Linked DNA regions of Mus musculus: region 1 is linked to region 2. A link is a loop called in an ENCODE intact Hi-C map of the cell type or tissue named here. Cell type or tissue: left cerebral cortex. All regions are shown on one strand. Links, peaks and the distances in the headings refer to the core of each region. The heading gives the core; the rest is flanking DNA.

Evidence for each region. Peaks named below come from ENCODE experiments on the same cell type or tissue, not always from the same donor. Only the 100,000 strongest peaks of a DNase experiment are listed, where the experiment ranks them.
Region 1: a loop joins it to region 2, with 8 times the contacts of the local background. A loop is called at or near these places in 7 of 42 quality-filtered maps.

The regions. Positions count from the first base shown.
Region 1 is chr11:47,982,440-47,997,338 of GRCm38, reverse strand. It overlaps a transcript of Sgcd not described here. Among named protein-coding and RNA genes, the nearest start is that of Gm23039, 77 kb to the right of the region's middle. In left cerebral cortex, for the core only: CTCF peaks have their summits at 8,851 and 10,589; DNase peaks (open chromatin) are centred at 7,929, 8,457, 9,271 and 9,757; H3K4me3 peaks cover 2,373 bases; H3K27ac peaks cover 1,276 bases.
Region 2 is chr11:48,582,915-48,597,813 of GRCm38, reverse strand. It overlaps the pseudogene Gm12181. Among named protein-coding and RNA genes, the nearest start is that of Gm36109, 210 kb to the left of the region's middle. In left cerebral cortex, for the core only: a CTCF peak has its summit at 8,788 (motif pointing right); a DNase peak (open chromatin) is centred at 8,786.

The sequences.
Region 1 (14,899 bases), core at 6,438-11,437, 600 kb after region 2:
TTTTATTTTGTACACCACATTTGACAAATTAAAAAAATTAATCCAGGCTCATTATTGAAGTCCATTTTATTTGTTTATTTTGATACACTTTCCTTTTGTTTCTCAGGACCTCATTAGAGACTATATGAGTGTCTCTTAGATATGACTGTTTCACAGACTTTGATTGCCTTCTGAAATCTTAAGAGCATTGAAGCTTCCAGCATAGCTATTTTGTGGGGAATCTATTGTGGGACACTATTTTGAGAAGATTTGGACAAGCATCTACTCATCTTAGATAGGGACTGAAGACAGGCCAATGTTTCATTGCTACCAAAGCTCAACATAGTGAACAAATATGTTCTATTGGAATTACTTGTAGCAGTATGGACAATGGGTTAGTTATAGGAACAGAAATGGTTCAAACAGAGTTATAGCACCAAGGCCCACCATGAAAAGCTAGAAACCTGGAACACACTGCACAGCTTGAAGGTAGGTCACCAGGTTGGATAATATCTTTTCTAGGCAGTTTAGTTAGTTTGAACCTTTTCTAGAGAGCTAGGCTGGTCTATTTCATCCAGGCATTTCAAGATATGTGATAGTCTTCTATACAGTTTGTCTGAGAGTGTCCTTCAGCAGTCTTTATTGCTTATATATGTTTGGGAAGGTAGGGACTTTGTGAATCTCATCATTTTCAGGGATTTCCTGTAGCTATTGAGTTTTCCTTTAGGATGGAATGTTTCTCCCCCTTGCAAACATATAGTATCTTAATGAGTTTCCTTCCAAAAGAACATTCGTTATCTGAGGGAAAATTTCTTCACAGCATTATCCATCGCCGGGACTTCCCTGTGTTCTTTGTAACCATACAGAAGCTATGGAATCCTAGGACAAAGACAGTAGAGGCCACTTGACCCTTCTGTCATATCACACCAAGAGTCCAAGCACATGGCTTACTATGCATGACGCTAACCTTGATCACCTGTCATTGGTAGAGTTTTTCAAGTATGAAGTTTGTGGGTTTTTTTTACATCCTCTTTACACAGTGCATTCTTTGGAAGAAATCACAATGCATTGCTCATTTTTAGGGTATGGACAGTTCCTTGTTAAGGCACAACTATCTATATAAATTATTTGAATATTTTACATGTGTTAAGATCTCATCTTGTGCTCCAAGGCTCTCTAGATTTTGATAGCAATCTGTATTGCCAGTTATGGATTATTACAACACCATACTGAATAGTTTCATTATCTCAAATGTCCTCTGAGCTTCACCATTCAGTTCTCTTCCTGAGAACTACCAGTCAGTCTAACATACATAGCTTGAAAATTTTCCCCCCAGAATGTGACATAGTTGGGGTTATACAGTATGTTGTAGTTTGTAATTTTCCTCCTTTATCAGCATGTAGTTAAGATTTATGCATGCTTTTGTGTTGAAAGCTCATTGCTTTTATATATACATTTTAAAATATTATGTATATTGGTGTTATGCCTGCATTTATGTTTGTGTGAGAGTGTCAGTTCCCCTGGAACTCGAATTATAGTCAACTGTGAACTATCATGTCAGTGCTAGAAATTGAACCTGGGACCTCTGGAAGAGTAGCCAGTGCTCTTAGCCACTGAGCCATGTTGTCAGCTTATTGCTCATTGCTTTTGATAACTGGATACCATGTGTATGCTGTCTGGAATTATTGCTGCTTATCCATTCGCTTGTTGGAGTACATTTTAGTTTGTAAGTTTGGGACAATTGTGAATAAAACCATCCTAAACATTTGACTGCAGGTTTCTGTCTGAAGATAACTTCAAACGAACTGTGCAAACACCTGGGAGTTCAGGTTTTTTTTCCCAAGCACATGCCATGACTTTGCTTAGCTTTCTAAGACACTGATAAAGCTCTTTCCCCCAAAAGAAATACTCATTTTGTAGTTCCACAAGCAGTAGCACCTCTGCTTGACATCTTCACCAACATACTGACATAGTTGGCACAGTCATTGTTTTAGTTGTTTTAAAAAGTGTGCCAGGATTTAGCTAAGTTTCACTTAGTGAACATCCATAGCCAATGTAAAAATGTCATGCAACAAAATCCCAGAGATTTCTGATTGGTTACTTTTGATTGTTACAGCTTTTCTGTAGACAGCACACATTTACCACAGAATCCTGGGACTTTCTTATGTGTTTCCTCTAAGAATGTAAAATACAGAATATTATATCTATGAATTAGTTTTGGGTTGAAGGAAAGAGCTTTTAATCACAGTAACTAGGTCTGGGCTACTTACTACTTTTGGGACTGAGCAAATTATTAACTTAACTTGCTTCATTTTCTTCAGCTTTTAGAATAGAGACAAAATTGGGACACAATAGATAAGGTTATATGAATTTAATGAGTTCCTGTATGGAGAGCAGTGAATTGTACCTGGAACAGGGTGTTCACATATTTATTGTTATTGCTATTACTATATTGATACCTCTAACATTAAGTCTTCAGAGGGCTCTCATATTTTCCAGTCCCTCACATTGGAGCTACACTGGCCTTTTTCATTGAATCATGCCTCATAAAAATAGAATAAGAATATTTCACATTCATTACATTTCTCACAGTGTAATTTCTTCCTACTCTGAAGAGCATGGTTGAAATTGATATCTTCATAGCTAACCTAAGTGCTACAGCTATTGCCTACCTGTGACTTCTTGTGTAACTAATAATCTTTTACATTAACTCAGTGCTTTAGATTTGACTTAAGGCCAGATGTTTCACAGATATTATCTCATTTGCTTCTGAGAGCAGCTTCCTAAAGGAGGCAGGACATCCTTAATGGACCCATGATGTTGATAAACTGAGGTACCTTGCCTCAAATTGCATAATATGCAAGGGGCAGGCCAGGGTTTGATTCAGGTCTTTTGTATTTCCATTCAACACTCTTTCTCAGAAACCAGCTACAGAGTGTATCTTCAGATAGAAGATATAGAAACCTCCTGGGATTGTTGGGTTCAGGGCTGAAGACAAGAAAACTGACTCACTTCAGATACGGAAGCTTAAAAATGGAAGGTTTGTTTTGTGAGCACTCAGGGAGTTGGCCAGTTTGAGATCTGAACCAGGAAACTGTGCAACATTTGTATAGGATGGGAACACAAATGAGGAGGAACAGGGTGGACTGCTGCATTGGGCAATCATGTTCTGACACAAGAGGTCAAGCAAGGAAGTTAACTTTGGTGAATGGGACTTATCTGGGTCACCTGGTTTCAGGGTCCTTGTGACTCAACAGTCAGGTCCCCTCTTGGACTCTGACCTGGAATCCAGAGTGAAAAAGTGACCAAGGAATTGGGAAGCAGCACATAGCCAATTAAGTCAAGACAAGCAACATATATATGACTTGTGTGCCTCAGTTTAGATAACAGGATAAGAGTGTCTTCCTTCTTCATATCATTTACTGGTTAACAGACAAACATGAAAACCTGAAGAAGCAGGATGAGAGTTGGGTTCTGGGGCTGGAGGACATGAACTCAGTTTTGACTCTGCCAGTAAGGTGGAACTGATTCTTGAGATGGCTGATCTCAGAAATCTATCTCCTATCAGGGTATTCAACAGTTCCCATGAATTCTGATCCACATGATCAGGCCTGTAGGGACAGGGATCTTGAAGGGGCTACATATTGTGTTCCTCAGGGTTTTCAACCAATGTCTCCCTGGCTGTCTCTGTCAGGTAGTGTAAACCTTTTTGTAACATCTATACCACTGATCCTAGTGTATTAAAAATGGGAGTCATCCCACTCCTCTTACTTTATGCCTGATTCTGGGGGCTCAGCTTCTAGCTGACTCATTGATACTAGGACTTCACACTCTCCAGTTGTCCAGTGTTGATATTCAGTCAACGTATAGATGATTCTTCTCCCAGGAAAGACTTGGGACTCTGAGACAGCCAGCTTAAAAGATATGAAATTGATGTTCTGGACATCTTCAACCACAGGAGTCTAAGGGCAGAGTTACTATTTCAGTGAGAAAGAAAACAAGTGTAAATACATCAAGAGGAAAAAATGGAAATAGACACACAAATAGATTATAGCTAGACAGACAGACAGACAGATAGATTATAGATAGATAGATAGATAGATAGATAGATAGATAGATAGATAGATAGATAGATAGATCTATAAAATGGATGATTTCACTTCCAAGTCTCAGTCCCTTTCAAAGACTCTGCTTTGGCATTGCCCTCTCCTTATCCCTAGTAACTTCAGTTATTGTCTCTTAACTTTCAGGAATCCTTATGCAAAACTTGCCATTAAGCTGCCCCAGTGCTACTCTCAGCAGGAGTATTAGCTTTCCCTTGTGACTGACTGCTACCACTTAGCTACTTTGTCCATTCTGCACACCAGGGTGTACCCAGAGCATTTAAGTGCATTTCTGCCCTGATGCAAGAAGCAAATGTTCCTTCTAAGGTTCCCCGGCCTTAGCAAGAGGGAGACTCTTCAGGTCTAGGATCTCAACCCTCTTTCTTATCCAGGAGTCTGATCTTCCATCTTCTAGACAGTTTGCTGCTTGAAATCTGCTGTGACTGAGAGGCAAAATATGAGAAGGAAGGAGTTGTGGGGTGGGGGGTGGAGAGAGTGGGGTACTTACTATGAATGTCTGATACATTCTGGTCTAAAGTTGAAGTCATTTAACTTCTATGAGGCTTCCCTTTTCATATGTAAAAGAAAGAGATAAAAATTTTACTATGTGGATTTTTTTAAAATAGAGATTTGAATGAAATGAAGAGAGTCATTTTATGAAATGACATGTGGACATGCTACAGTGCAGGGCCCATAGTAGATATTAAGTAAACCTTATTTACTCCTGCCTTATGAGGCGTTTCACACTCATTCTTCTTTATAACAAGCAGCAACTCCTGTGTCTCTACTGTCTTGTAAAAGGAGCCCTCAAGACACTAAGTCAGTAAGCCAGGGCTCAAAGCCTAGGCTGATAATTTTCTCTCTTTCCTGCTTTTCTTTTAAACTTCTGATAAAAGATCTCAAAACTGGCAGGAATTCTTTTAAAATGAAGACCCTGTGTTTTGGGAATGTGGCTGAATTGGTAGGTTGTTATATAATCACAGTGTGGTAGCACATATCTACAGTCCAAGCACTTAGAAGATGGGCAAAGGAAAGTCAGAAATTCAAGCTTAGCGTGGGTTACTTGAAACCTAAAAAGTATGTGAAATATAACTAAAAACTGAGGGCCTGGGCTACAGACTATTTCCAACGTCTCTATGTGAATATCTATGAGCCTGTCACTCACTTTTAAGTCACACTTTTATGGATATTGAATAAATCATCATATTCTTCACTATAAAGTTCTATGGGCTAGTTAATGATAAGAAATCTCCCATGGTATATGTCCCATGGCAGGGGAAACACTGCTTTCAAAAGAAACCATTTTGATTTCAGGAAAGATAACTTTCCAGGGATCACTACAATCAGAGGGAAATTGCCTCATGTCCTATAGTTAGATATTATTCTTTCCTCCCTGGGTCAGCAGCCTTGTCCCAGGATGATGGAGAACACAGGGAAGTGTAGTTTGAAAATGTCATCCACGAACTCATTTGATTCTGCAATCTTTTGGCTTTTTTTCTTTCTCCAAGGATCCTCACCAGCTATTCAGCTGCTTTCCTTCATACTCAAATCCCCAACCTTTGGAATCGTGTGAAGCAATAAAAGAGAGCTCTATTGGAAAAATTGTTCCCAGTGGACACTATAGTGAACGTTCAGAACACACAATGGTTTGACAGGTGATTTTATTATCCTTCTGCTAGCAGTCCATTGAGGATGATTCTGTGAAGGAGAGTTTGGGGTAACTCTTGGCTTCTTTATCTTTTTCCACCCATTTCAAGCTTTGTCCTCTCCTCCCCCCAGCCTGGCTTCTCTCTGAGTTTTAATCTTTTCCAGACTCCACAGATTGCTCCTCTCCTTGCTGGTTTGCTTAGCCACCACCTTCTACAGAAACCTGCTGTTAATTTATGAGTAGCCTTTCAAAGATTAAAATGTATCTGAATTTTACCCTCAAAGAACTCATATTCTAGTTGCTTTAATTCTCACATTCACCAGTGTAAGAGATGAAATACACACAGGCATAGCCCAAACCCAAGGCAACAGAAATTAATAGCATAGATTGATTTTTTTTTTAAAAAATCATAGTACATTAGATGACAGGATCAACTAGGTCATGATGAACATTAAAAACAAAACAAAACCCATAATCTAAATAGAAAAATATCAGACTGAGTCATATTTAAGGATACATTGCTTTTTTATCTTTAATTTCAATTTAAATTATATGTACAGTGTGTTTGTGTGCATATGAAAGAAAGCAAGGAACAGAGTATAACAGGAAGTGTTTGATACTCTGTACTTCATTAAAAATTTTTAAACACTGGCGAATGGAAGGACCACAGGAAGACATGATTTTCAGATCTATCTAGTGCGTATGTCAGTGAAGATCTGAAATCAACTGGTGTGTGGTTGGCTGGAGAGTCTGGTTTGAGAGCCTGTGAGGGTTCTGTGGCTGCTAGTGGTTCAGGCAGGGGACATACTGCTAAAGGGAGAGACTATCTCCAGGGAAAGACCCCCAAGTAAACTTCCTCTATCTTTGTGAGTTCAGTGCTGACTGACCAATGAGGTAGCAGGGTTTCTTTCCCTGGTTCCAGCTTTTGCTTTCAGTTGATAGCCTAGGTACCTTTTCAAAGTGCTCTTGCTGTCCAGCTCCGTGGTGATGCTTGCTGTATGTGAACCCAAGAGACTGCGGACACAAGAGCACAGCTGTGCAAAGTTGTAATACTGTTTCTGAGGGCTGGGTCTTACTTTCTCATTGTATCCTTCTAGCCAGTGGGGAGCCAGGTGCTTTCTATGCAGAGGACCCTAGCAACAGGGACAGGAAGACTTTATTTTGCTTCCACCTGTCACCTTGCAGCAGGCTTCCACCACCTGCACCCAGTAAGCTGCCTCACCCTACACTTAGTTTCCTCTGACTGCAATCCCCCCCCCACACCACCCCCGTTTTCTCTTTGAGTTTATCTTGTAAGGTCTATACTGACCATCCTTGAATCAAGGGTTCCTGCTTTCCTTTTCCTGATCACAATTCCACCTTGGTTCCCATTGCCTGTCACTTTTTGTCACTTCTCTCTTCTGATTCCTCATCTCTTTAGGATTCTGTGTAAATTCCACGTCTTCCAGAAAGCTTTTCTTAAACTCAGGAGGCATCCTCTCCCTTCTCACCCCTCTCCTTTTCACTCCCTTTTTTGCTGAGCATAAATGGTGTTCTAGCAGGTGTCAGAAGAGCAGAGGGTTGGCAGGAGGAAAACAAACTGGGGTCTGACCAAATCGAATGCACAGGACAGGGTCACACCGTTTGTCTTCTCTGAGTTGAATTTGCTCATTATGGTGAAGATGAGATGGTCTCTAAAAAAAAGCACATGCTGCCCAGTAAATGCTCATTTCGCTAATTTTGATTCTTTATAGGTCTTATTTTCTGTTCCTTCTTTGGCTTCCTTAATTTAATCATGTTTCTTGTTAGCACTAAACTATTACCCATCTTTTGAAATTGCCTTCTAATTTTTAAATTCTTCCACAGTTGGTTGGTTTTGTTTTGTGTCTCTTCTCTACTCTTATGAGGAAAGAACCTGATTTTATGGCTGAAGGAAAGAGGCCCAGGAGAGCCTGACTGAAGGGTTTGAAGAGGCCAGAAGATGCCGGACTGGCTTTCATCTATAGAGACTTTTGGGTTCCTGGGAGGTTCTTCTCAGAGTTGGGGGTCTCTCTAATTATGTGCCAGTTGATTGGAGGGTGTCAGGCCCATCTTGCAAGCCAACTCCCTTCTGTTTGGAAGGAGGTGCCCCTTGGAGTCTGTTGGCTAACGGGAAAAGTGCTTACTCTGGGAGGAAGGCGGGGCAAGCCGGAACAAGCTGTCCCTGGGAACCCGCAGACTCCTTCACTCCTTTTCAGAACCCCATTCTCTTTCAGAGAGACAGGAAGGGGTTCCAAGGGACTTGAATACGGCCCCTTCATAGGAGACCTTGGTGGAGACTCTTAGCTGCTCCGGAGCCGATCCTCCGGAACGGGGCGCCCCTCCCCTCCCCCACACCCCTTGGGCTTTACTCTGGCTCTCTGCAAAGGGAGGGGACAGCCAGGGAGCCCTGTGCATCACCCATCTCTGAGCTGCAGACGAGGAGCCCCGCGCCCTCGGGAACCTCAGCAGCTTGCCCTCGGCTGCGCGGGGGTGAGGGTTGTCCCCGCCGCCCCCACCCGAGGCTCGCCCTCGCTCCCTCTCTCTAGCCCCGCCAGCCGGAGCGCGCACACCGGGGCTCCCGCACGTGGGCGCGCGGGAGGCGGCGGCCGCTGCTGCCCGAACCTGAGCCCGAGCCCGGCAGATCGCCCTCCATGCTGCGGGAGCCGCGGCCGCCTCACGCTCAGCCTCTCGCCCCAGCCGAGCACTGTGAGCAGGCGAAGCAGCGGAGGGGACCCGGCCGGTGACGCGAGCGGCGCAGCGGGCTAGAGCGAGCCAGGCTCCGAGCGAAGGGCGCCTGCTTGCGGGGAGCAGGCAGTCTGGCTGGGTCGCTCGCCCTCAGCTCCTGACAACGCTGAGAGATTCGGGCAGTGCGATGTCCCTGTGCTGCTTCTAGGCGGTGGCCAGGGACGCCTCCTGCAGCTGCTCTGCCGGCACCGGCAGCCCCCAATTCCCTTTCATCCCCAAGTCCTCGGATCGCTCCCGGAGGACGCGCCTGGGCACATTGGGAGAAGCGGGCGCCAAGTCCGAAGTCTGTTCCCAGCACCACCAACTTCCCCGGGAGCCCCTCGGCCCGCTGCAGCCTGCGCCAGCCCCGGGAGCGATGCGCCCCCAGCCGGGCGGCGCGCCCTCTGCCAACTCGCCACCCATGGGATCCACTGCCCTCGGCCGCCCCGCTCAGAGCGCGTAGCTCAAGCAGCGCGGCCCAGGAGAGGAGTGAGAGACACTCAAGGGTTTCGCTGACCCTGCGTGCACTAGACTGCTGAGAACCCCTACAAGAGAAGCATCTACATTTGAGGGTGAGTAGCCCGCTGGTGGTGATGTCCTTTCCCCCCAAATAGCAGTTTTGCAGGGATGCGGGGCAGAAGCTAGAAAGTTGGATCTCTTGCACCTATCCTGGGATTGGCGGCGAACAAAACATTGGTTCCTTATCCTGATTGCCTTCTTTACTAAAACCACGGAGGAGCACTCTTCTCAAGGAGAAACAGGGCTTTTGAGAACAGGTCACCCACTGTTCCCCACTAACGGGCCATTGGGGCTTTTCAGCCTGCCCGCGCGTTCAGTAAACACCCTGCATAAGCGCTTGGAGATCATCTGCTGCTGGGGCGCTCTGGGAGATGATGGGCATCCCCCAGTCTCTATGAAGACGCCAAGTGCACTTCGATAAAGAGAAATTACTGCTGGAATATTAAGAGAGAATGTGGGGAAAAGAGACTGGAGGTACAAAGGAAAGGGAGAAGATGAGGAAGGAGGCTTAGACCTATCAGAAGAGGTGGCTGGAGGAAGAGACATGAGTGCAATGTATTTCTTGCTGAGTCGAGCAACCAGGGTACTTATAACATGATGAAGGTTTGCAGCAGGCTGCTACAGGGCGGGCCGACCTAGTCCAACAACAGGTGGCTTAAGCATGCTTCTTGTAGTTGGGTTCCTGGAGGGGAACCACTCGCTCTCCCAAGGGGCCTTGGCTGGCTCTACCACTTGCATGATAGCATCTGAACGTGGGCAAGAAAATGGGATTTCTGAGTTCCAGCCCAATTTGGGCTGTGGGAGGCATCCAAATGCCTCCTGGAGGAAAACAGCGGCTCCTTTGTGTATATGCCTGAGGTTTCAACATACTAGCAACTGAGGGGCCTTTCAGCTGGACTACGTGGACTTGTGTGGTCCTTGGACCTGAGCCCCGGCTTTCTCCCTTGGTCCCTGGTGATGGGTATTCTCCTTCCCTAGGCTGGGCTGCCAGCCAAATCTTAGTTTTGCTGCTCTTTACTCCACTGATAGGAAGGGAGCATTTCAAGAGTACCAGGAGCTTTGCTGGAGTTCATTCTTTACCTGCCTCTCTCAAACTTTTATTCTGAAAAGTAGACACGGGCAGGTGTGGATGTATGCGTGGTGTGTACAAGTGAGTGTGTGGACGGATCATGTTGGGTAGAAGAAATTAGAGGAAATCAAGGGAGGGGGAGGGAGGGAAGGAGGGAGAGGGAGAGAGAGAGAGACAGAGAGAGAGAGAGACAGAGAGAGACAGAGAGAGACACACACATAGAGAGAATGAGAGACTATACATGTGAGCATCTCTGCATCCCTGCTGCCTAGACTTGGGCTAGGGTATGTTTGCACTTGCACTTTTCTCCTTAACCCACCATCCTTCTGGTTTTCCCAGTGTAAAGAAAGTGCTGTTAGTACCCCACAGCAGCATCTGCTGAAGGTATGCAACAGCTTAATCTCAGTTTGCCCTCATATAGTGTAGAGTTGACCACCTGGGATACCCTTACAGCCGGGAAGATAAACTCTAAAAAGGCCAACTGTTAGAGTGAAAGGTGAGGGTGGAAGTCAGAGAGGAGGAGGATGGCAGGGTGCATATACGCCTATGTGTCTGGAGGGGGCATCATTCAGAGCCTGCATCCCTACCAGGCTCTCTGGTTTTATTTGACTTGTGTTCTGAGGATGTTAGCTGGCTGGCTGGCTTTGAAACTGATGGAGATTTGAGAAGGAAAACTCACCTTAATACACATTTAATGGCCTCTGCCACCGGGTTTTAATGAGACATTTGAACCCTAGAATAAAGTGGGAGGCATTCCAAAATACAAAAGAGCCCTCAAACATTAGCACAGGGGCCCATAATTCCCCTCCTGAAGAGAGTCTTGGCTTTAGGGCTCTTTGCCCTTGCTGCCTCTGTAACTACATCTGAATTTCAGCAGCTAGTTGAAGTTTAGTTTCCCAACAGGTGAAAGCCCTCCACACTCTAGGTCTCTGGCAGGGGATTGCTCATACGGATTAAATAATGAGGTCTCAGGCTTGACTTTTAGCATATGCTTGCTGATTAGCATGGGACCCATGTCTTCTCAGGGACACAGGGGCTTCCATGTTTGACCTGGAGCCTGGCCCTGTCTGGGGTGTCAAAAGGATGAAAGGGCAGTGAGGTATTGTGTGTGATAAGGAGACACAGGTATAGTCAGAAGGAAAACCAGAGAGATCTAGATAGAAAGATAGTGATAATGAGAGAGCCAGGAGAGCAGATATAAGTGCAAGAGAAGCGGGGCAGATATAGAGACAGAGATTGAGAGAACACAGGCAATCCCATAGGATGGCAGGACCAATTATTAGAAATAAAGACAAGGAAGGGGGAAGGAAATGCAACGCAAGAATGGAAGATAAGAAGGTAAAGGAGAAAAGAATAGAATGGGAACATGCAGTGTGGAACATCCAGGTGAGAGAATGGAGGAGACATAGGGAGTGGCCACTCGTGTTTTTTGTATCCCATTTATATTAACCACACTACCATTTTAAGGAAGGTAGCATAACCCAGATCCTTTAGTAACCAGCCTTGGTTAGTACATTTCCCTGGGGAATATATGGATAATTTTGAAATAATATATTGTGTTAGAACATAGCTGCAGAAAGAACATCCAAGTTATGAGGAAACTAGATTCTTGGTAAATGCACAGAAAATGCAAGTGCCTTTGTCTTTACTGAGTCCCTCTTCCCAGAAGAAAGAAAACGCACGGGACAGGAGAATGGAAGTGCTAGAATCTTATCTGACAGCCTATCTCCATCACTGATGATCGGCCCTTTACTCAGAGAGAGTGGAGCCTCTGCAAGTGATGGGAACCACTCCTGTGGGTCCGTGCTCAAGTGGAGACTGGGATGTTCAAATTTAGTGAGTCACCTAGTTGATTCTGAAAAGGGTCATCACTGGACTATCCTTTGAAAAAACTGTGGCATAGACCTCTAACACTTCTCTCTAATTTGCTCCTGGGAGATGCAATTAAGACATCTTTCTTGTATCATACCCTCCCTCAGAAAAGCTAATTTCTTGGGAATATCTCTGGCTATAAGGACAAACCCAAGGAAGCACTCAGCCAGGGTTACCTTTCCATGAACCTCATTAATCACAGGAACTCCGGAGGACAGCAGAGCAGCTCCTCTGATTGACCTTGCCGGGGTGTTTGCAACTAAGGGATACTGGATATTCAGCAGAGTCTGACTCATTCTGGCCATTCTTTATATGCAAAAACAACAACGACAACAACAAAAACAAAAGAAAACAAACAAAACAAAACAAAAACAAAAACAAAAACTCTCAAAACCACCACCACCACCATCACCACCAAAAACAACACCATGGACACTGTTATTACCATTTGCATTTCATGGTGGAGGACTCTGGGACATTATGTAACTTTTCCCAGAGAAACATATCTTTATCTGTAGTTCAGCTAGAAGGCAGAATGGCTGACGTTTGAGGCCAGGTTTCTTTGACTTAAGCCAAGTACTCCTAGATGAAAAGTCCATGAAAAAACTGAGGTAGGATATGCCCAGAAAACCCATAGCCATCTATTGCCAAATGGAGACTTGAACCCAAGTTTTTAGAGTTTCCAGTCTCTCTAGCTTGCCAGTAATGACTATGTGTAGCGCTGAGCACCAAGGTCATATATGCCTCTTAGTCAAAATATAAGTAAGTTCCTGGACCCTCCTAGAGGCTCACTGAATTAAAACATTAGGGCAGAGAGCCCAGAAATCTGTATTTTTAGTCCATGCCCCAAGCCTACATCTGCACAGTACCATTTGCCCCAGTTATTTGAAGCTCTTGGATTCACACAATGTGGAGCCCTTCCAGACAGCTTCAGGAGAACCTCAAGCCCTCCTGCCTTCAGAAAATTTAAATACACAAAACAGTGGACTCTATGTAGCTGGTGGACTGATCAACCACATAAGGAAACAGACTGACTCACTTAAAAATATCAGTGACAGCTCTTTGAGAAGTGCCCCAAACATGTGGGTCTTTGTTACATTTGTGTTTGTCTCCGTTTACCTGCTTGGAAAGCTTATATCAGTGTTGGCATTTATATTCATATTTTATCCAAAATGATATCAAGAGCAGGTCTGAGGTAGCACCGGGTTAGAAGTATCAGTTTGTGTAATGATGCTTTGAGAGAGAAGCATCCATCAACAGCTTTCCCGTTCCCTCTGAGCAGATCGCAGCCTCACTCTGCAGGTAAAAGGAGCTGTCATCCACACTCTGTCTCTCTCTGGCCCACTTAAATTGCTTTCTCGGTGACCTCAACATCTTTTCTGTTCCATTGAAATATGGCCAAAGGTGCCAGACATCTTGTCCGACAAACTATTTTGTCATCTCTCCCTTTTCAGGTCCAAATTTATCTTTTGAATCTGTTGCTTTTAACCCTGACCTCTTATTCAAGGGTGGTAATTGAGCCTTGGGTGGCTGTGATAAGTGACCATGTGGTTCATGTCTTTTGGATAACTGTAGTCATTTGTGAATAGAATGCAAAGCAGAGAATCATTTATATTTACAATGTCTGCATCCTTAATATGCTGGCATTCATTTTCCTGTTTCAAAGATGAAAATGCTGAGAGACATTCACGGCCATGGCTGATACTGAGAGACATGCATGGCTTTGGCTGATACTCAAGTGTGGACAACTTGGGACAAAGCCCATCTTCAGCTTACTTGATAGTACTATGTTGGCTTGTTTATTTAATTTCAACAAAACTTCATTTTGTCTGGAAGTTGAGACAATTTCAGGCTGCCGAGCTTTACCCTCCTACATGGCCAAGGCACCCAGCGAAGGTCTGATCTTCCCTCTAGCTAGAACTGTCAGGATCCAGGTGGACATCAGTCACTTGGCAGGCTCTAGTTAACCCAGGATAAAAGTGCCAGCAAAGACCGTAAGCAACTTGTCTGAGTTATGTACATCCTAAAACTCTGAGCTTACATCCTTCTGTCTAAACTCACCTACCTTCTGTGGCTCTGATACAAATGATTGCATCTTCCTTAATTTTTAAGGCTAAGTGCTGATTTGCATTTTCATAAAACCTATAGTGTGGACTGGCCAATAGAACAGCGGCGATCGTTTGAGATGTTTGGATTCTAGTTAAGTGGTTAAATTGTCTCCAGATAGTTGCTTTGAGTTCCCAAGAGTTTTCAGGGATTAGTCCCCTACTGTTATTTCTTGGCTGAAATATTAAAGCAAGAATACTCCTTATTTGGGAAGCTCTCCTACAATTCCTCCCAGGATTGTGTTAAATGTCTACAAAATAGTATGCATTGAAATGGTAGTATATTTTATTTCTTTGTATCTGATGCTGACTCTCTATATAAAATTTACTTACCTACTTATTGGAAGTTGTTCTGGCAGCTTCAGAGCCATGTCTGGCATGCAGAAGGTGTTAAAAAATATTTGAATGGCTAAGTGAATTTGAGCTAATTCTATGTGGCCTAGAAAAAGAAGTGTCTCTTGTCCTTTACCACTAAAAGAAGAACAATATGAACAATGGGAATCCACATGCAATGTATTCCAGGAGACAATCTTATTTACCTAGAAGAATCAGAGGTAGGTAGGAATGGGTGAGGGGTGGGAACAATAACATCAGTAGCTGGTGATTAACTACTGTGGTAGCTTTGGGCAAGTTCCATTTTGATGTTGCTTAAGATGTAATTAGAAGGGACATTCTGATTTATAAGTTAATGTGATTTTATCTGTACTTTTAATTAGTTTCTCAGAAAGACACTTTTGTTTCTGAGCTAGAAAGTTTTTGAAATTAATAGAATTCTGGAATGATAGTGAAGTTTAGAGATGAACTGGTCTTAACAGCAAGATGGAGAAAGGAAAAAAAAAATCCCTGAGGTTCGGGGAAGAAAAGGGGCTTGCCTGAGGCT
Region 2 (14,899 bases), core at 6,551-11,550:
CTTGAGTCTGTACCACATAACACAACCAGAAACTTCCACTTTAGTAACCTTCACTGTTTTATTAACTTTTGGATGGAAGGAGGCAATGATTCAGCAAATGAATCATTTCTTCCTTTGCTCATGCCTTGAACGTGTTAGACTCAGATTGCAGACGTAGCTCAAAGTATAGTCTGTCATCAAGATTATAGGCTTGATGGAGAAAGGTTCCTACATTATTGGTTTGTGCTTTGGTGGTGTTAATGCAAAAATGATCATTTATAGTAGGTCCATTATAGTAGGTCCATAAAGCAAAGGGTGATAGGGTTGCCAGCACTGAGGAAGGCTGTGGGACTTCAGCAGCAGTGGGTCAGAATGACTAGGTTCATACTGCTAGCAGGTAGGGACAGTGCTTTGTTTATCTGTTTTAGCCCCTGTCCTTCCATAGTGCCTAGTACACTGTAAATGTTTGACAAACATGCACAGAATAAACAGTGATCTGTCATCTTCTATTTGATCTAGAACCCCTGTCTGGAGTTATTCTCCAAACAAAAGACTGAAGAGGAAGAATTCAAGCAAGAAACCCCTGACTGTTAGAGTTTTGTTAAGACAGCCCAGAGAGAATTCAGCAAGTTGAGTTCCTTAGCATAAATGTGTCAAGCACTTCATGTTTAAAACTGAACCATTCTTATCCCCGCTGAGAAAGGGGTAAAAATGCTTGGGTTCTGGAGGCTGGTCTCAAGGGAAAGTAGAGGCATGCCTGTTACTGTGAGGTACTTCCTATTTCTCTCTACATCTAAACTTTGTTCCAGGATTCCCAGTGGCTTCCACCTTTCATCTCTCTGCATAGTCATAACTCTTAATAAGCCACAAGGTAGATAGGAGCCCAAACTACAGAATGGTTCCACATAATGGTTGCAAAGCACCCTACACATTGCTTGTGTCCCTTCTGCAGACACCAAGAATTGAAACTGAAATGTGTAAAATAAATTGTACATGGGCTGGAGAGATGACTCAGTGGGTAAGAACACTCGGTATGAATGAGGACCTGGGTTTAGATCCTCAGTATTCATGATGTGGTTAGATGTGGTTGTGTGTGCACCTGCAACCTCAGTGTGAGGGTGAAGTGGAAACAAAAGGGTAGCTGGAACTTATTGACTGTCAAACTGTTCAAGAAAGTGAGAGACCCCAACTCTTGGCAGTAAGGCAAAAAGCAACAGAGTTAGCCACCTGATGTCCTTCTCTGACCTTTGTGCATATATACACATGAACACACATGTCTTATGTGTATATTACTCTACAAATGCCTTAAGAGTCTAAGGGGAAAGATCTGCCATCTTATTTCATAAGATTAAGCTTTTGCTAAGAATTGAAAGCTGGGCAGGTAATTCAGTCATTAAGTGTCTGCCTCAGAAGCAATAGGAACTGAGTTTGATTCCTAGAACTCACATAAAAGTGTCCTTGTAAGCCCAGTGTTGGAGGCAGGAGGAACCCTGGGGTCAGTGCCAGTGGCCTAGCCTAATTGGTGAGCTCTAAACCATTGAGAGACTTTCTTAAAGGAGAAGGAGGATGGTGCTCCTGAAGATGACACCCCCGGTGGTCCTTTGACCCTCATACACATCTACACAGATACAAATATATCTATACCTATAGGTAAAAAAATAAAAATAAAAGAGTTGAGACTTGAGCCCAGAACTGTTTGTTTATTTATTTATTAAATGGAAAAAAGCTCTAAATTCCAAAATAGATCTCATGGTGACTGAACCACAAATCATTTGAGTTGTTAGAGAATTACATACATGTAAGACCTGTTACTTGGCTTCAGGATACAGGGCCGTTGAAGAGGAAAACTCTTTGGTTGATAAAGCCACGGTCAGAGCCCCCAACAGATCGGGTAGGACGCAGAGCCCGGCAGGTGGCTCCTGCAGGCACTTGTAGGTCCATGTGTTGGTGTGTGACTGCAGGATTGCCACTTTTCCAAGATTTACATAAGGACATTTCTGGCACCTGAGTCAGATCAGGAGCCTCTCAATAGAAGGAGAGGCTGGATTTGCCTCCTGGTGGGTTCAGGACTTTGTTGTGGGAGCGAGGTCGTAGCCCCAGTCTGGGCTCATGAGTGTCAACTGTAGGTGTGGGCTCTGGTATCTTTGCATGCTCTACTTCTTTTGAGCTTCCTTTGTCGCCCGGCTCTCCTCTGGGTGTGGAGTCTGTTGCAGCTTTCAGGTCAGACTTAGAGTCTTCACCTTCACACAGCCAAACATGATCCTTGGGCTTGTTTGGGTGTGCCAGAGGCACAGTGGCAGTGACTGGGGACCCAAATATGTTACTGGTCTTCCCACCGGGTGGATTCAAACGTTGTCGAGTTTGCACAGGATTTGATTCAACGAAGATCCCACTTCCTTTTCCTCCTAAAGAATTTGTCCTCCTGGGTATGTTTTTAGGTTCTTCAGTTGGTCCGAAAATAACAGATGCCATCCTATTAGGCATGCTTGAAGAAATACCTTCTTCTGGACTTCCAAAAAGATCGCTCGGTTCTCCTCCCAGGGGCTTCATGGACCGCATCTGTAGGGTCTCCCACCCGGCACGTGGCTGCGGCTATGCGCCCACTCGGGCCCCAGCAACGGTCTGCACAACTGGAACCCGACTCGCCAGCTTGGCTGTCCTGGAACATGTCTGAGCCCAGAACTTTTACAATTATTATTTTTAAACTAACTCCACTGAAAGTTAGCTATATTCACTCCAGGAATACCGAATTAATGAAAAAATAAAAAGAGCTAATTGCTCTTCACATCTTGGATTTCCTTCTGGTCCTTTGGGTCTCTGTGTCCATAAATAATCATATACACATTTTATTGATATTAAAGACATGTTGCATATATGATTTCAGAACCTCTCCGGTTTATTAAAGTACTCTGTGTTTCTCCCCATAGTTTTACAGCACAGTTTTTACACACCAGGTGGGATTTGTATAGTCAGCTGGCAGTGAGTGGATAATCCCAGTAAGAAATGCAGAGCCACAGATGAGGATCAGTTACAAGACGGGAAAAAGAAGGTGATGCCAGCCACAGAAGACGGAGACCTGGTTTTGACTGAGAGGTTAGGGAAGGGCTTTCTGTGAGAAGTGTCACTTGTAACGGAATCCTCCAGGATGAAGAGGCTTTAGTCAGCGAGAAGAGTAGGGGGTGGGGTTAGAGAAAGCATCCAATCAGAGTGCTACCATGAAATCCTAGGACCAAAAAGAGCTTTCCCAGCTGAGGAGCTAAAAGAAGGGCCCTGTGGCTGACTGGAAGAGGGCCAGGGAGAGGAGCCTGGGAGTGGCAAAGCTGGTGAGGGGAAAAAAAGTCCAGATTCTCCAGGACCATAAAGGTCTAGGCTCCGTGGTCCTAACAGTGCCAGAAGGTACTGAGGGGTTTTAAACAAGGATTGACACAATCATTTAACAAAGATCACACTGACTGAATTGAGGGCTCAGGATGAGGCAGATGGATGCCGAGTTTATCATTAAATATGCAGTCATACAATATGTAGTGGCAACACAGTACTTGAGCTTATCAGCAAGCTGTAATGGTTAGAATCGTTGGGTTAGCATTGTTTTGTTATAATTCTTAAGTTAAGGAGTATCCCTATAGGTGAGTTTACTGTGTGTGTCTGTGATGACGACTGCTGACAGAAGTCCATGGAAGTAGAATCATTGTTGGTCCAGTTGACATATGCAAGTATAAGAACCTTTTCACATACTCCTAAATCGCCCCTAAAAAGGTTATTTAAACTTCAAGTCTCTGAGGAAGGGAAGAAATATATTGATTTCCATACACACTGGCCAATTCTCAACATGATTTTACAAAATTATGTGCTATATTAAGCTAAAAATGAGATCTTATATTTTAATTCTTATTTATTTGATTTACAGTTTACTTTTAACCATTCTGGTCATTTGTAGTTCTTGCATAGCACTTGATTCTATGTGTCTATAATTTTGGACCATTCCTCCACTCTCCTTGAGCTCATAGCTCTTAAAAAAAGAGATTTATTTATATTTTAGATAGTGTGTGTGTGTGTGTGTGTGTGTGTGTGTGTGTGTGTGTGCACTGTTATGCAGATACCCATGAAGGCATTGGGTCTCCTGGAACTAGAGTTATAAGTAGTTGTAAACCTTCTGATATTGACTCTGGAAATCAACTGGCTCCTCTGAAAGAGCAGCAGTGACTCTGAACTAGTGAGCCATGTCCCCAGCCCTAGCTCATAACTCTTGAATATCTTGTCCAGCAAAGGTTTCCTGGCCAGGCTGCCTGTAGTCATGAGGAGGTTGTCCTCAACATTCTGAGATTAAAGTCAGTATCCTAGTAGCAGAAACTTAGATAGAAAAGACAAGAAAATAAAAGGAAAGATCTTAGAGATGGTCTTTCTTCTGCTAATATGCAGCCATCCATCAGTATCTGAAGGGAGTTGATGCTAGATCTTCTGAGTATGCTCAAACCTTTTGTATAAAATGCTGTCATGTTTGCACATAAACTCTGAATATCATTTATGCTTGAATCATCTCTAGCTTACTTACAATGCCTAATACAAAGCAAATGCTATGCAAATAGTTGCTACATTGCATTGCTTAGGCAACAGGAAGACAAAACTTATACGTGTTTTGTACCATCTTTTGAAGTATGATTGAGTTCATGTATGCATAACTTTGATTGCACAGGGGTTGGTTGCATAAGATAACTCTGTATTTTCTGTGTTAAATTGTTCACATTAGTACCACCTGATGAAAGTACAATATATTTAATCCATGTTGGCAATTTTAACCTTTCTAGTAGCACAGTGAAAAATATAGACATTGATGAAAGAATTTTAATAGTTTTTAATTTTTAAAAAGGTTTTAAATGGACAGTTGTAGATCTGTGTTCTGTGTACCACTCTGCCTGCCTCCTAGGAAGACTACTCTAACCCAAGACACACAAGGGAGACCACCACACCAATCTTCTAGACTGCTGGGACCCCAGAAAGCCCAGTAGTTATGGGCTCTGCCCTGCCCTGTTGGAGCATCATCTTCCTTCCAGTCTGCTTAACTATCCTCAACCCACAGCTTTGCCTGCCTGCCAGGAGGCCTGCTCAAACCTGGAACACACAGAGAAACAATGAAACGAACAGATGTTATGAACTAAGTGGATTTGATAGATATCTACAGAACTTTTAACTCCAAAACAAAAGAATATATATATTTTTCTCAGAACTCCATTGAACTTTCTTCACATTTGACACAAAGCCTCAGTAGATACAAGAATATTGTGATAACCACATGCGTTCTATTAGATCACCATGGATTAAGGCTGGACTTCAACAACAACAAAAACAATAGGAAGCCCACATACTCAAGGAAACTGAACAGCTCAATACTCAATTATCACTTGGTCAGGGAAGACATAAAGAAAGATATTAAAGACTTTCTAGAGTTGAATGAAAGTGAAAGCATAACATACCCAAACTTATGGAACACAATGAAAGTAGTGCTGAGAAACATTCATAGCTATAAGTACCTTCATAAAGAAATTGGAGAAATCTCATACTAGCAACTTAATAGCACACCTGAAAGCTCTAGTACAAAAAGATGCAAGCACAACCCAGAGAAGTAGGTGGTAGGAAATAGTGAAGTTCAGGGCAGAAATCGATCAATCAGAAACAAAGAGAACAATACAAAGAATAAACAAAAGTAAGGAGCTGGTTCTTTGAGAAAATGGGCAAGATAGACTAACTCTTAGCCAAACTAACTAAACGACACAGAAACAGTATCCAAATTAATAAAATCAGAAATGAAAAGGGAGACATAACAAAAACTGAGGAATTTAAAAACAATTATTAGGTCTTTTTTCAAAAGCAAGTACTTCACAACACTGCAAAATATAAATGAAATGGATAATTTTCTAGACAGATACCACTTACCAAAATTAAACCAAGATCAGGTAAACTATCTAAAAAGTCCCATAACCCCTAAGGAAATAGAAGCAATCATTAAGAGTCTCTCCCCCCTACCCCCCCCCGAAAAAAGCTCAGGGCATGATGGTTTTAGTGCAGAATTCTACCAGACTTTCAAAGAAGAACTAATACTAATACTCCTCAAACTATTCCACAAAATAGAAACAGAAGGAACACTACCTAATTTATTCTATGAGGCCACAGTTACCTGATAGCTAGACCACACAAAGGCTCAGCAAAGAAAGAGAACTTCAGATCAATTTTACTTATGGACATTGATGCAAAAATACTCATTAAATTTCTCTCAAACTGAATCCAAGAACATACCAAAAATATCATTCACCACAAGTAGGCTTCATCCCATGATGCAGGGATGATTCAATACATGGAAATCCATCAACATAGTCCAATATAAAAAACAAACTGAAAGAAAATATCCACATGATTATTAGATGCTGAAGAATCCTTTAACAAAATCAAACATCCTTTCATGTTAAAAATAAAAGAAATATACAGCAAGCCAATAGCCAACATCAAATTAAATGAAGAGAAAGGAAGCAATCTCACTAAAATTGGAGACAAGGCTGCCTACTCTCTCCCTATCTACGCAATTTAGTACATGAAGTTCTAGATAGAGTAACAAGACAACAAAAGGAGATCAAGAAGGATACAGATTGGAAAGGAAGAAGTCATGGTATCACATATTGATATGATAGTATACACCACTGATCTCCAAAATTCTACCAGATAATTCCCACAGCTGATAAACAATGTCAGCAAAATGGCTAAATATTGAATCACACCTAGAATGGGGAACACAATAGTCATAGGAGGCAGAGGGAGGGAGTGAATTGGGTGGGAGGAGTATATGGGAGGGAAGGATTAGATGTTTGGAGAGACAGGAGAGTTGTCCAGAGGGCCAGGAGAATGAATGGAAATCTTCAGCTGCCAGGGGTTGGGGCGTTGGAGTGATTTTCTAGGAAGTCCCAGAGACCTGGAACGTGGGAGGCTCCCAGGACTCAGTGTGGGTGACCTTAGCCAAGATGCCTAACAGGACATGGAACCTGAAGGGGTCACCTTCTATAGCCAAACATGACCCCCAGTGGAGTGATAAGGACTTCAACCCATCCACAAAACTTTTGACTCGAAATTTGTCCTGTCTAAAAGAAACAAAAGGACAAAGATGGAGCAGAGACAGAAGGATTTGCCAACCAAACTGGCCCAACCTGAGACCTACCCCATGGGCAAGCACCAATCCCTGACATTATTAATGATACTCTGTTACGCTCATAGCTAGGAGACTAGCATAACTGTCTTCCGAGAGGTTCTACCCAGCAGCTGACTGCAACAGATGTAGATACCTACTGACAAACATTGGATGGAGGTCAGGCACTTTTATGGAAGAGTTAGAGGAAGGATTGCAGGACCTGAAGAAGATAGAAGCCTTACAGGAAGATCATCAGGGTCTTCTAACCTGGACCCCAGGGAGCTCTCAGATAATGAGATACAGACCAAAGAACATACACAGGCTGGACTGAGGCACTGGACACGTATGTACAGCTGAGTATCCATGTGTGTCCTACAACAACAGGAGTGGAGTTTCTTCCTAAAGCTGTAGCCTGACTGTGGTATCTGTTCCAGAACAGGGCTTCCTTATCTGGCCTCAGCTGGGGAGGATGTGCCTAATTTGGCAGAGATTTGATGCACCAGAGGGGCCCACACTCTCAGATGAGAGAGGAGGGAGGGGTGGGAAGAGGGACTCCGTGAGGTAGGACCAGAAGGAGGGGATTGGAGGGCAGTGTTTGGGATCTAAATAAATAAGTAATAAGTAATAAAGATTTCAAATGTTTACTTGTATGTATTGTATGTATGTATGTGTGTGTTTTTGTGTCCTACATGAGTGCAGGTGCCCATGGAAGTCAGAGGGGAGTATGAAATCTCTCTCTCTCTCTCTCTCCCTCCCTCTCTTAATAAAATCGCTTGAAATTTATGAAATCTCTCTCTCTCTCTCTCTCTCTCTCTCTCTCTCTCTCTCCCTCTCTCTCTCCCCCTCTTAATGAAATCTCTTGAAATTAGATTCACAGACAGTGTTGAGTTTCATGATGTGGGTACTGGAAATTGAACTCAGGTCCTCTACAAGAGCAGGAAGTGCTCATAACTCCTGAGCCATCTTTTGGGCTGAATAGCATGTCAGTTATTTCAATATATTCACATCTAAACATAATCAATATGAAACTAATAATGATACTTCATAGATGGTTTTTACACTTAATTTTTAAAATCTAATGTGCATTTCACAATTTAAGCATGTCTCAGAGTGGGCTAGCCTCACATCAGGGAGTCAGTGGTCATCTTGGGGACAGTGAGACTGCTGGCCTCCATGACAGTCAGCACGTTGGCATGGTGAAGTGGAAGGTTTGTTATACAACGCATCATTTCTGTGCTGGAGTGTAGCTACGAGAGATCATGCTGAGGGGGTTCCCCTTGTTAGAGCCACATGATTTTTAAAGGGGTGTATGACTGACACAGGACTCTGTCTCCTTTAGTACTGCTCAGTTTAGCTCAGATTGTTCTGAGATAATGATGGATATATGGTATAACAATCTCTCAAAAGACAGAGACGCCAGAGTCAGAGTTGCTTGTTTTACACTGCAGTGATGCAACGGGAAATGATTGACCCCTCCTCCCAGGAAGCAGGGGTAGTTCCCTGGCAACTGTTTCCTGCTATGACGTCTGTCTGTGCGTTAAGGATTTTTTATTCTTTAAGGCAAAACATCCTGTCTCATCTTCAGGAACTTTAATCTTAGTATTCAAGTGGATGGTTGGCACAGTGAGTGGCCAGCAGGTGGAGCCAGAGACAGTCAGTAATCAGGGGCAGCCCTAAGGGGCCGGGATTGAAGCCCAGCATTTGGGACTCAGGTGTTCACATGCTGGAGACTGAATGTGGGAATCTGGTGCATGGTTTTAATCGCTAAAATACCAGTAGAATATTTTCTGCTTTGATATTGTCAAAAGGCATTTTCAGAAAAACAAAAAGACTAAAACCAAGAAAATCTTTGTGAGGTAACTTTGAGGCTTATTGCCAGTAAAGTATATAGAGCATTTCAGTGACAAAAGTTATACTGATTGCATGCTGAACTGTTTTTTTCTTCTTTTAAATTGTCACCCTTCTTTCTCTCTCTCTCTCTTAATTAGATATTTTCTTTATTTACATTTCAAATGTTATCCCCTTTCCTGGTTTCCCCTCTGAAAACTCTCCTTTCCCTCCTCCCTCCCCCTGCTCACCAACCCACCCACTCCTGCTTCCTGGCCCTGGCATTCCCCTATACTGGGGCATAGAACCTTCGCAGGACCAAGGGCCTCTCCTCCCATTGATGACCGACCAGGCCGTCCTCTGCTACATATTCAGCTAGAGCCATGTGTCCCACCATGTGTTTTCTTTGTTTGGTGGTTTAGTCCCAGGGAGCTTTGTGGGTACTGGTTAGTTTATATTGTTGTTCCTCCTATGGGGCTGCAAACCCCTTCAGCTCCTTGGGTCCTTTCTCTAGCTCCTTCATTAGGGACCCTGTGCTCTGTCCAATGGATGTCTGTGAGCATCCACTTCTGTATTTGTCAGGCACTGGCAGAGCCTCTCAGGAGACAGCTATATCAGGCTCCTGTCAGCAAGTACTTGTTGGCATTCACAATGGTGTCTGGGTTTGGTGGTTGTATATGGGATGGATCTCCAGGTGGGGCAGTCTCTGGATGGTCATTCGTTCAGTCTCTGCTCCACACTCTGTAACTCCTTCCATGGATATTTTGTTCCCCCTTCTAAGATGGATAGAAGTATCCACACTTTGGTCTTCCTTTCTCTTGAGTTTCATGTGTTCTGCCAGTTGTATCTTGGGTATTCTGAGCTTCTGGGCTAATAGCCACTTATTGAGTGTTTTAAAAGATTTCTTTTCTTTTCTTTTCTTTTCTTTTCTTTTCTTTTCTTTTCTTTTCTTTTTCTTTCTTTCTTTCTTTCTTTCTTTCTTTCTTTCTTTCTTTCTTTCTTTCTTCCTTCCTTCCTTCCTTCCTTCCTTCCTTTCTTTTTTTTGAATTAATTTTTTTATTAGGTATTTTCCTCATTTACATTTGCAATGCTATCCAAAAAGTCCCCAATACACTCCCCCCCCCCACTCCCCTACCCACCCACTCCCACTTTTTGGCCCTGGCATTCCCCTGTACTGGGGCATATAAAATTTGCAAGTCCAATGGGCCTCTCTTTCCAGTGATGGTCGACTAGGCCATCTTTTGATAAATATGCAGCTAGAGTCAAGAGCTCTGGTGTACTGGTTAGTTCATAATGTTGTTCCACCTATAGGGTTGCAGATCCCTTTAGCTCTTTGGGTACTTTCTCTAGCTCCTCCATTGGGGGCCCTGTGATCCATCCAATAGCTGACTGTGAGCATCCACTTCTGTGTTTGCTAGGCCCCGGCATAGTCTCACAAGAGACAGCTATATCTGGGTCCTTTCAGCAAAATCTTGCTAGTGTATGCAATGGTGTCAGCGTTTGGAAGCTGATTATGGGATGGATCCCTGGATATGGCAGTCTTTAGATGGTCCATCCTTTCGTCACAGCTCCAAACTTTATCTCTGTAACTCTTTCCATGGGTGTTTTGTTCCCAATTCTAAGAAGGGGCACAGTGTCCACACTTTGGTCTTCGTTCTTCTTGAGTTTCATGCGTTTAACAAATTGTATCTTATATCTTGGGTATCCTAAGTTTTTGGGCTAATATCCACTTATCAGTGAGTACATATTGTGTGAGTTCCTTTGTGATTGTGTTACCTCACTCAGGATGATGCCCTCCAGATCCATCCATTTGCCTAGGAATTTCATAAATTCATTCCTTTTAATAGCTGAGTAGTACTCCATTGTGTAAATGTACCACATTTTCTGTATCCATTCCTCTGTTGAGGGTTATCTGGGTTCTTTCCAGCTTCTGGCTATTATAAATAAGGCTGCTTTCTTTCTTTCCTTCTTTCTTTCTTTCTTTCTTTCTTTCTTTCTTTCTTTCTTCCTTCCTTCCTTCCTTCCTTCCTTCCTTCCTTTCTTTCTTTCTTTCTTTCTTTCTTTCTTTCCCCTTCTTGCTCTGGCCCTGCTTACTCTGGCCCAAAGATTTATTTATTTATTATATGCAAGTACACTGTCGCTGTCTTCAGACACACCACAGAGGGCATCAGATCTCATTACGGATGGTTGTGAGCCACCATGTGGTTGCTGGGATTTGAACTCAGGACCTTCAGAAGAGTAACTGCTGAGCTGTCTCTCCAGCACATGCTGAACTGTTAATTCCCAGAGAGGCAGGCAATGAGGGAGGTAATGGCAAAGTGGCAGAGTGGTGCCTTGCAGAGGCTCAACAGCAAAGGAGAGCAGTTAAGCATGGGCAGCTTCAAGGTGAAGGTGCGCCCTTCTGGTTGGGGATGAGAAGGACTTTAGTAAATGATAGGAAAGTGGGAGGGAGATGCTCAGGTTGAACTGAAAGGGCCAACCTCAGGCTAAGGTGCAGATTCTACTTCTTGTCTTTGATGTTTGAAGCCCCTTTTCAGAATTCATGAGTAAGGGTGTTTGTCTCTGAGTGTGTGATGGGTGAGGGCGTATGGGTGTACCTAAGAAAATCCAGTCCCGGCTTGGGGTGTAGCTCATTTGGCATGTTGCTTGCCTAGCATGCATGACGCCTTTGGTTTGATCTCTAGCACCACATAAACCTAGGGGTGGTGGTGGTGCACGCCTGCTACTTTCCCGGTGGTAAGGCCAGGAAGATTAGAATTCAAGGTCATTCTTCATTACATATCAAGTAGGAGGCTAGCCTGAGCTACAGTGAAGCTCTACTGAAAAACAATCAAATGCGACACAAGAACACCCGATTTAGTAGCTTTGAGAACTCATACTATATCAACAAGCTCTCTGTTCTCTAGGCTGAGTCAAAACCACCCCGATGTCTCATGTTAGCAACCGCCACGAGGTCTTAATGCTGTCAGTATGTAAACACCTGTGTTTTTCACTGATGTTTTTCTGACTAGAGACCAGTAGCGGCTACCCTGTTTGGTCAGGACAAATATCCCTATGCTTGCCTGGCATTGATACAGACTTGTTTTTCAGCTTTCCAGAGAACAAATGCAAAAACTCAGGACATGAGTTATGTTAGATGAGATAAAAGGAGAAGTCATCACTTTCTTAAAAAAATGCATGGTACCAAAAGAAAGTAAAACACAATGAAGCTCCCAGCAGGGACTCTGGATTGGAAGCGGGAGAGTGGAGTCTGAGGCCACCCCATGGAAGATTTAATCAGAACCGAGATAGATTTCAGATGCTATAGGATATAGGGAAGGCTGAAAGAGAGGCAAAGAAGACCAAGGCAGAGAAGTCTGAGAATGTGAGTGTCAATTATGAATAGTAATTCTTAAGAAAGATATAGAGCAGATCATAGAGAAAGATCCAAAGGACATCAAAGGAGCCATTCTACAACAACAGGAGAAGAGAAGCTACAAGCTTCCAGGGTGAATGGTTGGTCAGCTTCATGCACTGGAAATTTAATCCCCAAGGCAGCGGTGGGGAGAGCTGAGTCCTTGCAGAGGTGACCAGAGAGAGTGTTTGGGGTGCAGCTCAGCTGCTAGAGTGCTTGCCTAGCTCTGGGTTTGGTCTCTGGCAGAACCTGAACTGGGTCGCCAGTTCTAGTGGCACATGCCTGCAATCCCAGTACATGAGAGGCTGAAGCAGGAGAATCGTAAATTCAAGGTCATTCTGAATTGTATAATGAGGGTGAGTCCAGCCTGGGCTACATGAGATACTGTCTAAAGTTAGGTCACAAGTGAGTAACTCATGAAAGAGTTTTTTTCTTCCCCTTACCCCTTTTCTTTTTCCTGATCCTCAGTAGAATGACATAGTGACAAGTCCTTTGCCAGATGTAGTATCTCTGGTTTCAGACTTTTTAGCTTTCAGATCCATAAGCCAGATGCACTTCTGCAGCTAACAAATTACCCAGCTTGTGGTATTCTGTCATAGCAACACAGACAGAGATTAAGACAGATGGAAAGTAAGTGTTTGCCCAAGTTTTTCAGGCTGACTTAAAATAAGATCTATGCCAAGACCATCCTGGTAAAGATTTTACATTTCAAAAGAAATAGAGAGCTTCCAAACAGAGACTGAGAGAAAACAAAATAGGTGCTTTAAGAGGACAGGAATCGAATTCATCTCGGTCGTCTTGTTTTAGAGATTCATTACTTTCTCTAAGGATGCTTTCATTAATATTCCCGGCTGTTTCTTTTAGGGTTAGGGTGAGGGAAAAGGAAAGAAAGACAGGCAGGAAGAAGCAAACTCTAATAAATTTGTCCTTGAGCTTCTTTTTGAGTTAGTTCTTGAATTCTTTTATTAATGAGACCAAGAATCCCAAACTAAGACTAGAATGTACCCTGTATCAAAAGGTTAGGGAGCTAAGGAAATAGAAACTCAGTAACAAGCCTGCTCCTGGCAGAGAACTGGCTGAGCCTTTTGCTGCCTGGGGACGGGAAACTGAGCCATGCAAGTGCAGATGCTTCATTGTATTTGGAGATGCCCGACATTGTGTTTACAGAGACTTGGAGTATCCTTCTAATGTCAAGTCTAGCTCCAGCCCTCCAGCAATGACTGGTGGGTGGTTTTTCCATCAAGAGGCTGGCCTAGCAAACACAGAAGTGAATGCTCACAGTCAGCTAATGGATGGATCACAGGGCTCCCAATGGAGGAGCTAGAGAAAGTAGCCAAGGAGCTAAAGGGATCTGCAACCCTATAGGTGGAACAACATTATGAACTAACCAGTACCCCGGAGCTCTTGACTCTAGCTGCATATGTATCAAAAGATGGCCTAGTCGGCCATCACTGGAAAGAGAGGCCCATTGGACTTGCAAACTTTATATGCCCCAGTACAGGGGAACGCCAGGGCCAAAAAGGGAGAGTGGGTGGGTAGGGGAGTGGGGGTGGGTGGGTATGGGGGACTTTTGGTATAGCATTGGAAATGTAAATGAGCTAAATACCTAATAAAAATGGAAAAAAAAAAGAAGGGGGAAAAAAAAGAGGCTGAACAGCAAAATCCACAGTAAGGAGAAAGAAGGACTGACTCCAGGGCTTATCCACCACAGCCACTGCTCCAGAGATTCTCCTACACATTCTGACCTGCAGGAATTGCTTGTCACAACACTGTAGATCCAGTTTACAAAGAAGGTAGGGTCAGCCATCTTGGCCAAATTAGATAGGGATTATGAACAGTCAGTTTCAAAGGTTTATTTATTTAAAAATCTTTATTGGGTCTGGAAGATAGCTCAGAGGTTAAGAGCACTGGCTGCTCTTCCAGAGGACCTGGTTCTATTCCCAGCTTCCATGTGGTAGTTCATCTTTAACTCTGCTCCAGGGAATCCAATGCCCTCTTCTGGCTTCAGAAGGCTGTGATGCCAACTGAAGGGAGAACTGTATGGAACAAACAACTTGAACTGTGTTCAGTGTTTGATAAAGTAAGTGTTTCCATTGGGCAGGGAACTGAAGGCTCCAACCTTGGAGCCTTCTGCAGGTACCATGATACACTAAATATTTTAAGTGTGAATGCTACCCAGCTCAATGGTTTTTCTGTTCCCCTTTAGATTCATGCACATTGCCTGCACCTGTCTCTTTTACCTTTGAGTTTATGAGACTTTAATCATTCCTAGGAGTATCCAGATCTTCCCCTCCTCACCTCTGTGTGTGTGTGTTGTGTGTGTGTGCCCATGCACGTGTGCACATGCCTGTGTGTGTATCTTCAGAGGCCAGAGTTTGGCACAGGGTGCCTTCCATTGCTCTTCATCTTACTTTTTAAAAAAGGATTTCCAAACCTGGGACTCACACTGACCAGTAATCCCCACTAATTTTTCTGCATCCTCCATCTGCCAAGGCTGGGTTATTGGTCATGAATAGTCAGAACAGCTT